Linked DNA regions of Mus musculus: region 1 is linked to region 2. A link is a contact called in ENCODE POLR2A ChIA-PET data. All regions are on one chromosome and are shown on one strand. The core of a region is the stretch at or near the end of the contact, and the rest is flanking DNA. Distances in the headings are between cores, read along the strand shown.

Region 1 (5,035 bases), core at 635-3,134, 44 kb before region 2:
CTGCACAGTGAGGAGAGTTCCCACACAAGAGTGGAACTTCGAAGAAACAACAGTCAAAAATGCCATCCAGGTCTGTCTGGCTACAACCTACCCACCTTCCTTCAGACTTTGTTACAGTCTCCATGGCAACAGTGAAATCAGAGCGGCCTTTTACTGTGATCTCCATGTGTGCTGGTTTTGCCTATAATAATGCACATGCATAGTTGGGCGTGGTGGCACACACCTTTAATCCCAGCACTTGGGAGGCAGAGGCAGGCGGATTTCTGAGTTCAGAGTGAGTTCCAGGACAGCCAGGGCTACACAGAGAAACCCTGTCTCGAAAACAAACAAACAAAAGCACATGCATGATGCTTCCTAGAAATAAAGGCATATTCTCAGCAAAAGCAAAAAAATTGGGGTACTGTTGATATGCAAAGACTACTGCTGAGTGTTTCTCCAAAAGGCAGCAAAGAGGCTGAAATCTTACTTCGTGTGGACAGATGGGCAAAACGTCTAAGAAAGGGAGACACTCACTAGTCCCGCTGCTACCCATAAACTAAACTCGCAGCTATAACTCAGAGCCTTCCAAGCTCCCCGTCCTCGTTTCTTCCTCCTTTTCTTCCTATCTAAGGATCTTTCAGTCCCACCTCCTTCCCATCTTCCTCCAGCCACCCGATCGGAGAGCCCCTAGGAGTGAAGGGCAAGATAGAACTCCATTTCCCTAGGTATCAACTGGGCCCCACACCTTTACGGCCTCAGCGGTCCTAGCGAGAACAAAGGATCAGGTGTATCAAAACGTCTCAAGAGCCCGCAGTTGGCTTCCGAGGCCTGCGCTTACTTCCTCGGGGCAGTGTCGCTATAATGAAGCTTTCGGACCTAACGCCTCCCCTCCCGGCTGGTTCTACAGGGGGCCAGGTCAAAGGTGAGGCCAGTGAGAGCAAAGAACCCGGGCAACGTCTCTCAGCCGAGAAGACAACGCCAGCCCTCTCCTCCCCCCAGCTTCTGGGCGACTCTTCCACGTCCGACCGGCCACTCTACCAACCGCGACGTCAGCCGGAAGTGGCATGTGCGGGGCTGTAAACACCGCCTGCGAAATCACGCACCCAGCTCCCGACCCCGCCCCCACGCCACGTGATGCGCCCGCCCCCGCCGCCGCCTCATTGGGCGGCCAGCTTTGTTTACCTTATATGGCCAGGTCCTAACACCCCGTGACGGCCCATTGGTACAGTCGCGACCTCACTCAGGTGACGTCACTGGGACAGAAAGATGCAAATAAACCGGGGCATTGTGGGAATGGCAGTCGTGGCCGTTTCTGTACGTGCTCCGCGCGGTCCTTTTGCCAGCAGGCTGCTGGAAGTTTTTCTTTTGCGTGGGAAAGTGGGAGTTGAAAGAAAGGGGACGCCAAGGCTCCGGAGCAGGGGCTGTCTTTTTTTTTTTTTTTTTTTTTTTTTTTTTTTTTAAGACGCTCTTCCTGCACGACTGGCCAAGAGTTAGGCAAAGATGCCTTGCGAGCTCTGGAATGCTTCCAGGAGGTGGTGATTTCTAGCAGCGCCTTGAAAGGCAGATGCTCTGCGATACCGAGCGTTTTCTAAGTCTCAGGATTTTAGGAGTGTTTCAGCCTAGGGCAGTGGAGTAGGACCAAAGCTATCAGAGAGTCCCCTAAGAGCGCGCCTATTAATATTGTGATGCTAAGCACAGCAGCACACAGGACCTCCAGGGCCCAGTGATAAGGCAAGCTTGTGCAATGGTCCCTGGTTCGCAACTTCGCCTCTCAGCCTGGGGCACGGGCTGCGCGCCCCACTGAGATCGCTCGGGAGAGGGCGTCCACGCTCCTTCCCGGTCCGTTCGGCGGGGGCGTCGCGGACTACACATCCCAGCATGCTTCGCCGGCCGCGGGGCAGCGAGGCGCGGTGAGTCAGAGCGCACAGTAAATATTTGTATTAGCCGGGGCCGGCTCGCTAATGGTGGACGCGTGAGGCTAGCGCGCAGGGAGGCCGGAGCGGGCTGCACGGCGGCGCCATGTCCGTGAACATGGACGAGCTCAAACACCAGGTCATGATCAACCAGTTCGTGCTGACGGCGGGCTGTGCGGCCGATCAGGCGAAGCAACTGCTACAAGCGGCCCACTGGCAGTTCGAGGTGCGTAGGGGAACCGGGGACGGGCGCGGGCGGTGTGGACACGTGCCGGGGTGCCGGCTGCGGGCATCACCGACCGCCAGGCCAGAGCCCCGGAAACCCCGCTATCAGGACTGGATACCCTCCCCCAACACCCCCCCCCCCCCGGTCCCGGTAACGGCTGAGGAGGAGACAGCCGCCTGGAAGACGCCCAGGGCCGTGCCGGAGGCGGAGTCGCTTGGAGAGAGCGGTCTCAGGGTCGGTGTGCCGGGTGGGCGGTTTGCGGGAGTGCGCACACGTACATGTGGATTTGTATTTACGCACGCACCGCGCTTGGGCGTCAGCAGGGCACATCGAAGGTTGTGGGCATGTGGGCGCGTGTGCGGACTCAAAGCCCGTCTCGAGTGCGTGTCTGATACAGGATACCTTTGTGTCATGTTTGGTGTGTGTGTGCAGCGTGTACATAGGTGGTGGTTTGCTGATGGTAATCGTGCTGGGTATGGTGCGGTGTATGTTCATATACGTCATGGAGTGTATGGGTGGTGTGCTGGATCCTCAGAGTAAATTACGAGAGTCTGTATGTGTGTAGCCCACTCCAAAGGTGTCACCGGGGCGGGATCCTTATGAAGACCTGGGTATCCTCGGGCCTGACAAAGGAACCTGTATCTTGGGATGGTGTACTGTATACGGTTCACTTATTTTAGGGCATTTTAGACAGAAGATGGGAAGGTCAGTCTGGCTCTCATCTACTCCCAGGTTTCTCTTGACCGGTAGGATTATGTGCCCAGTCTTTTGTGTTACTAAGATGCCTCTGTTCCTCTAACTCAAAACCCCACATTCACCACTTGTGGGTATCGAGATGAGACTCTCTGGCTTGTAGCTGTGTGGGTACATGTGTGAGTCACAACCAGAGCCAGTCTAGTATTCTGTGCCCAGTTGGAGACCCCAGAGCTTGGCTTCCCAGTGGGAACCATCCCATTTTCAGTAGGAAAAGCCAGGAAGTGGAGACCAAGGCTTAACTTCCTGGTGCAGGATCAGAACCTCCCCAGGCTGGGAAGACTGTAGCCCTTCCAGCTCTGGATACCAAGCCTTCGATCTGTTTATCTACTCCCTGCTAGACTTCCAGGCCAATGTCCCTATGCAAGAGAGGGAAGGCTTCTTCCTTTAGCCTGGATTTGCTTACCCCTGGAGGTAGCAGTGCTTGTCAGCCTCTGAGGCCTGAACGCTCTGCCTTCTGTCCCCTCCCCCTGCAGCCCCACCCCAGGGAAGTGCCTTACTGCTCAGCTCTGCAACAGTCTTAATCTGCCCTGTTGTCTCTTGGGTTGGATGTGGTAAAACTTGTAAAACCACATTCATGGCAGTTGCTGGAGCCCAGTGGCTCTGCTTGCAGGTCCTTGCCCCAGGCTGGGCAGGCAGGCAGGTGTCTCATGGGAAATGGGCCGTGTGGAAGACTCGGCCCCTCTCTCAGTGTGGCGCAGGCTGGAGGGGGATGGACTGAGATATATGGCTACCAAGATTAGGGAAAACTGTCTTCAGGAGGAGCAGGGACTTCCTGCAGCCTGGAAACAGGCTGACTGACATGGGTAAGTTCTCTGTGCTCTGGGCTTGCAGAGTCTCCCTGTCACCGGGTACAAAGTGAAGAATAAGCTGTGAGCTCCCCTTGACCTGAGGCATCTGCCTAGGTGTGAGGGGTTCCTCATGGTTAGCCCTCCCCCACCCTCCTGGTTGGTAGCATACTCCAGGCAGTGTTTCTGGGTCACATTCTCAGATTCAGGTGCTAATGGGGGCAGAGGCGGGGAGGGGGGGGGGACACACACACACACACACCTCTGTGTAGTTGGCCAGATTCTTCTCTATACTGCCCTTTGGAGGACAGTACGGGTGTGTCATGTTGGGGTCCTGGGCTAGAGGAGCAGCTGCCCCTGCTAGGAGGCCTTGAGTGACCCCAGATTCATCCCCACTCCACTGCTTGGGAACACTGGTGTTGGGCACCACCAGCAGGGCATTCCCAGAATAATTCATTGGAATATACTGGAAAAATAAAAGAGCAAGCCTGGTCTCAGCCTGGGTTTCTGTGTGAAATCAGAGGCAAGGGGCTCCCAGTCCTGCTGGCTGGCCTGGCCTCCTGCTGTTCTGGGTTGGAGTGAGGAGTGGTACTGCCTAGGCTGAAGCTTAGCAGGCTCCAGGGGACCCCTCACCCACTTGATAACCGTGCTCACCCAGCACTTTCACAACAGCATCCAGTTTCCTCTTTTCCTGAATCAGGCCAAGGCAGGATACGGTCAGTACAGACGCTATCCTTTGGGTTCCCTGAGGCCACCCTGGGGCTCCCTTCCCCAGTGACACAGGCTTTTACACCAAGTCCTCTTTTTTTTTTTTTTGGTTTTTCGAGACAGGGTTTCTCTACAGCTCTGGCTGTCCTGAAACTCACTTTGTAGACCAGGCTGGCCTCCAACTCAGAAATCCACTTGCCTCTGCCTCCTGAGTGCTGGGATTAAAGGTGTGCGCCACCACGCCCAGCTACACCAAGTCCTCTTTCACCACACTTTTTGGCCAGTCCTGAGTGTTAGCCTAGAGTCCCAGTTCAGGGTTCTGTTCCTATTCCCACCTCGTGCTAGCCCAGGGTCTTAAGCCACTTCATCCTCAGTTTTCCTGTCTGTAAAATGGAGGACACCAATTCTAGCTTTGATGGTATGCCCCTATTTTGCCCTATTTCTGCTTGAAGAGGCTGTAGCTCAGAACAACAGGTGGCTAAGGAGCTGTCCCAAAAGCTGTCATGGAAGCAGTCTTCAGTTTCTGGGTCACCCTCTAGCTGTTCGTGTTAGGGACATCCCTCCAGAGATGGAAGTTATGCTAAGAAGTCTCCACCCTCTACACTGAGACTCACTCTTTGAGAGTCCCCCAGTACATATGATACAGAGACTCAGAGAAGGGTGGGGAT
Region 2 (5,683 bases), core at 3,172-5,671:
GCAGTGTGTAGCTCACATGGTATGCAATGAGCACTGTTCTCCTGGCTAGAAAGCAAAGGGAGAAGGAAGTGGGACAGGCCAGGCGCACAACCCAGGAAAGTCACGAGGCACAACACTGAGCTAGGAGGGCAGCCTGCTTCCTTAATCATCTCTACAAACTCCTGAGTTGAAGATTTAACTAACACCCACAGCCCCTCGGTCAGACACAGCAGCCTGTCTGTGGCTGGTGCCCAGCTTAGGCTCTCATCTGAGACTTGCTGGGTGACTGGTGTAATTCTAATGACTCTGCCACACATTGGGGGGTGAGAAGAGCCCTTCCTATCTCTAGTCTAGGGTTCTTCTAACCATCAGGGCACAGAGACTGGTGGAGACCGGAGGAGAAGAGTTCCTGAACACAGTGCCTCACTCAGTCTGGACCTGCAGCCTTGCTCCTGGCTCTCAAAATGTCATCTTTCTTCTTAGTGTAAACTATATCTCCCCACCTCCTCCACCCCATGTCTCATAAGGCCTAGGATTTACTTAGTCTTAGCTGGTGTCGAGGACCCTTCCTCTACATACCAGAAGCTCAAGAAGGAGATAGAACTCTGATCTCCATTTCACAGACCATGGAATGGTGGTGGAGAGTGAGCTGCTCAAGGACCATGACTCAAGATGGATGTGGGGTCAGTGAAGAAGTGCCCTCAGCTCAGAGACATTTGGGTGGCTTCTGTTATGTATACCAGTGTGCAGGTGTTTGGTTGAATCTGGTTTTAGTTCTTTTGATTTCATACCCAGGAGTGGGGCTGCTAACACAGTCACATGGTGACTTTCTGTTTCACCTCTTGAGACCTGTGTGAGCTGTGTTCCAAAGGAGCTGCACCTTCTTAGAGCAGTGGGTGAGAGTTCAGTTCTCCTATCAAGAATCCTTCTTCACTGGAGATGAAGCGTAAGGCTATATGCTTGCTAGGACAGTGTACTACCACTGCGCTAGACCCTTGGCCTTTGAAACTTGAGTTTGATAGATATTTCAGGCTAGCCTTGAACCTGAGTGTCTCTTGCTTCACCTTTCCAAATGGTTGGAAAATACTCCTGGATGTTGCATATTAATACATTTATTATTATTATTCTCTGTGTGTGCATGAGATTCTGAGACTTCATGGAGGATAACTTGTGGAGTCAGTTCTCTCCTTCCACCATGTAGGTCCCAGGGGTTCACCTTGGGTTGTGAGGCTTGGTGCCAAACAGCTTTACCATATGAACCATCTTTTTTTTTTAATTTTTATTTATTTATTTTATGTATATGAGTACACCATTGCTCTCTTCAGTCACACCAGAAGAGGGCTTTGGATCCCATTGTAGATGGTTTTGAGCCACCATGTGGTTGCTGGGAATTGAACTTAGAACCTCTGGAAGAGCAGTCGGTGCTCTTAACCGCTGAGCCATCTCTCCAGCCCCTAACCACTGAGCCACCTCTCCAGCCCCTTCTGAGCCATCTTAAAGGCTTTGTTTCTCTTTTCTTTTCATTTAAAAAAGTTTAAATATTTATTCACTTTATTTTATGTGTAGAGGTTTTCCCTGCATGTTTGTTCATGCCTGGTGCCCTAGAAGGTTAGAACAGGGCATTGGAATGGAGGTTATGGGTGGTTGTGAATCTGGGAAATGGGAACCCAGGTTCTCTGTAAGAACAGCAAATGGTTTTATCTTTTGTTTTTATTTTTGATCTTTCTTTCCTCTTTTTTTTTTTTTTTTTTTGAGTCAGGGCTTTTCTGTATATCCTGGCTGTCTTGGAAATCACTCTGGAGACCAGGCTGGCTTCAAACTCAGAGATCCACCTGTTTCTGTGTCTTGAATGCTGGGATTAAACGTGTCCACCACCAAAGACTGGAGCAACAAATGTTCTTAACTGCTGATTTATCTCTTCAGCCCCTGGTTTTCTTTTCTTATTCTTTCTGAACTGGTCTTGTGGCTATAACTACATCCTAGAGTAGGAAGGATTAGAGCACGACATCCCATCTGAGTCAAGCACTGACTCATCCTGGCTTCAGTATGACTGGCTGTGGAGCCTCCAGCAAATTGTAGAGCTTTTCTGAGTATCAACTATAGCTCCTCCTCACCTACAGAATAGGGATAACTACCCATTACACAGCTACTTCTCATGGATTTGTATTCATTCATTTTATCTGTGTCTCTTGCCAAGTTGACGCTCCTATTATCATGATCACTATAGTGTCTTCCTGATGGTAGATCCTCACATTAATTGATTTTTGTGTAGCCATGGTTGTGCTGAAACTCACTCTGTATACTAGGCTGGCCTTGAACTCAAAGAGACCCATCTGCCTCTGCCTCCCAAGTGCTGGGATTAAAGATGTGCACCACCACCATGAAGCCTCATTTTTTTTTTTTAAACTGAAGAGTCACATGACACAATATTTTTTATTGTTGTTATTTGACCAGGGGTCCCATATACCTAGGCTGGTGTGGAATTTGCCCTGAGCTTCTGACCCAGCTTCTATCTCCCAAACATTAATCTTACAAGCAAGCACCACATGCTTTTATCTGGGGCTAAGGATCCAACCCAGGGTTTCACACATGTAGGCAAGCATTCTATCAACTGATTTCTTCCTCAGCCAAAATCACCATTTAAACATATGTATGAGGCAAGGCAGTGGTGGCACATACCTTTAGTCCCAGAATTCAGAAGACAGAGGCAGGTGGATCTCTGTGAGTTTCAAGTTAGTCTGATCTACAGAGTGAGTTCTAGGACAGGAAGGACTACACAGAGAAACCCTGTATTGAAATAACAACAACAACACCCAACCCCTGCCCCCAAAAAAATCAAACTAAAAACAACAAACAAAAAAGATCTTTGTGTGTTTGTGTATGATGCTTGTAAGTGTGGGTACCTGTGTGCTGTGCATACAGGAACCAGAGTACACCTTAGATGTCAGTCCTCTCATGCTACCTTTTTTGAGGCAGAGCCTCATTTCTGCTGATTGACAGGCTAGCTGGCCCTTGATTTCTGGGAAATTTCCTCTCTCTCCTCATTATAATTGAATTGGAATTAGGCCTAGAAAGATGTCTCAGCAATGAAGAGCTTGTATTGTTCTTAAAAAGGTCTTAGCTTCAGGTCCCAGCTCTCAGGTTGGGTGGCTCACAACCAGCTATAATTCCAGTTTTAGGGAGATCTGATACCATCTTCTTTCCTCCAAGGGTTTCTTCACACACGCACACACATGCACACACACACATGCACACACGCACACACACACACACGAGAAAGAAAGGGAAGGAATAAATTTAGAAGGAGAACTTGAATTATAGAGACAGGCTACTGTGTCTGTCTGTTATATGAGTTCAGGGAATCTGAACTCATACTCAAGTTTATATAGCAGACACTTTACCCATTGAGCCATCTCCCCAGTCCAAATTCAAATAAACAATTCAAATAAACAATTCAGTGGTGTTGACACCATAGACAAAGTTCAACATCCTTCACTTTGATGGAGTTTCAAACATCTTCATCATTCCAGAAGGAAACCCCATATCCAACTGGTTGCCGTGCCCTGTGCCCCTCCCTTGTCTCCTGGAAACTGCCAGTCTGCCTTCAAGATGTGAACATTTGCCTATTCAGGGTATTTTGCAACAACGGGGTTTTTAATTATGTTGTCTGTTGTATCTGGCTTCTTTCCTCAGTATACAATTAAGGATGAAAGCTTGGAACCTCAATTTTGTTCAACAAAGTCTTGCCTACTCTCCATAAGTGGATATATCCCATCCCAAGGGAGAAGAGGGGACATGGTGTCTAGGAGGAGGCAAGGTCTAGAGTGCTTCTCCAGAAGGGGGGTTTACCTTTTCTGTGGCTTTCTCGTTGCCCTCTATCCTCTTCTGTATCTTGATATTATTCCACATCTCCTCAGCAGGCCGCTTGTCCCCATAGCTCTCCTCTACCAGCTGTGAGGTGGTGGGTATGTCCTGCATCTCAGCCAGTTTGGACTCTATCTTTTCGATTCGGTCTACTACTTGGTCAAAGATGTTGCTAAGCCTCTTCATTGGGTTGATGACAGGCTGGGCATCTCCCTCCCTGGGTATAAACACAGCCGGTGAGGATTGAAGGAAGTCCTCTTCCCCTGAAAGAACTTTCTTGAGCTCAGTGATTTGGATGTGCTCCAGGATGCCCTGGAGCAGGAGATGAAGGGCCTTGAAGTTCACGACCCCACACTGTGGGATGGCTACGTTGACCAGCTCGGTGAATGTGATTGAGAAGCTCATCCTGCCGGGGGGTCAGTTGATGTGGCAAGGCTTCTGGGTGTCCTTGGGGACAAGTAGCGGCTTTCAATTATCTGAACTGCTACACCAACAGGTCCTGAGAGGCTTGGGGTGGCAAGTCACAGTGGTCAGCAAGGAATGGCCTCTGTCCTTGTGAGAGCTCAGACCAGAGCTTCTGGTTGCTAGGATGCCAGAGAACATGGTGGAGTGGGCATGCTTCCGAGAACCCAGGGTGGGGTGGGTGTTCATAGGTGAGCTGGCTAGAGGAGGTGTTCAATTAATATTTGACAAGTGCTTAAGGAGTGAATGGCAGCCTTTCATTCAAGCCCTCTGATTACATAAGGCTTATGCCTCTAAGTGACACAGAGAGGTGAGGGAAAGGAAGTTTCCCTGGAAGTCTCTGGAATCAGGACAGAATACAGTTTTCTTGGAGTCAGAAGGTCCAAGGTTTTAAGAAAAGAGCCTAAAGAATTAAGCTCATTTCTGGATGTGGTCAAAGACACCACCAGCCACCCAGGCACTTCACCCTGAAGATCAGGTAAGAAAGTCAAGGTATGTTCTAGTATCCAAGTGTCGTACATTCCAGTAGCCCAGGTGATAAAGCCTCTTGAGTGTTGGGCATCATTGCTCGCCTGGGTGGTGGCACACACCTTTAATTCTAGTACTCAGGAGGCAGAGGCAGGCAGATCTCTGAGTTTGAGGCCAGCCTCACTTATAGAGTGAGCTCCAGGAGAGCCAAGGCTACACAGAAAAACTCTGTTTTGAAAAACAAAACAAAGAAAGTAAGAAAGGAAGAAAGGAAGGAAGGAAGGGAGAGAAAGAGAGAAGGAAGAGAAGAGGAGAGGAGAGGAAAGAGAAGAGAGGAGAAGAGAAGAGAAGAGAAGAGAAGAGAAGAGAAGAGAAGAGAAGAGAAGAGAAGAGAAGAGAAAAGAGAAGAGAAGAGAAGAGAGAAGAGAGGAAAGAAAAACCTGTGGGCTTCTAAAGTGTGCCTTAGGGTGCTCCAGAGAGAACAAAACCAGAATGCAGTGATGGAGACACATGAGCTGTTTATGAGCATTGCCTTTTGTGGTTATGGAGACTGACATCCCGTGACAAACTGTCTGCAAGCTGGAGACCCTTTACACACATGCCAAGGATCTGAACTCAGATCCACATTCTTGCACGGCGAGCACTTTACCCACTGAGCCCTTTCTCAATCTCACCACCCCATACCCTTTAATGAATGCCTTTAGGGTCCCCACTATGCTGAGCGATGTAAAACTTCAAGTGCTGCCTTTATACTTGAGTTACATAGAGCTCTTGACTTCTCTTGACAGAAATGCCTCACCCAAGGGGAAAAGGCCTCTGTTTGGCTACTTCCTCCATCGGTCAGATCAGCTATGCTCAGACTTGCCTATTTCATTGCTTGGGTTCTCTTCATACCAGCTCTTGGAAAATA

What was found. ChIA-PET counts read pairs that join two places held with the same protein, here RNA polymerase II (POLR2A).
Region 1: POLR2A ChIA-PET joins it to region 2 with 13 read pairs in embryonic stem cell. The contact joins the promoter of Ubald1 here to the promoter of 4930562C15Rik in region 2. POLR2A ChIA-PET finds 5 or more read pairs at or near these places in 5 of 5 experiments (Patski and embryonic stem cell).

Annotation. Positions count from the first base shown.
Region 1 is chr16:4,876,700-4,881,734 of GRCm38, reverse strand. It overlaps Ubald1 (UBA-like domain containing 1), which reads left to right and starts at 1,884. Exons shown (of 3, transcript NM_145359.2): 1 at 1,884-2,118. The coding sequence starts at 1,999.
Region 2 is chr16:4,834,154-4,839,836 of GRCm38, reverse strand. 4930562C15Rik (RIKEN cDNA 4930562C15 gene) reads right to left here and starts at 4,421. Exons shown (of 16, transcript NM_030192.1): 1 at 3,829-4,421. The coding sequence starts at 4,248.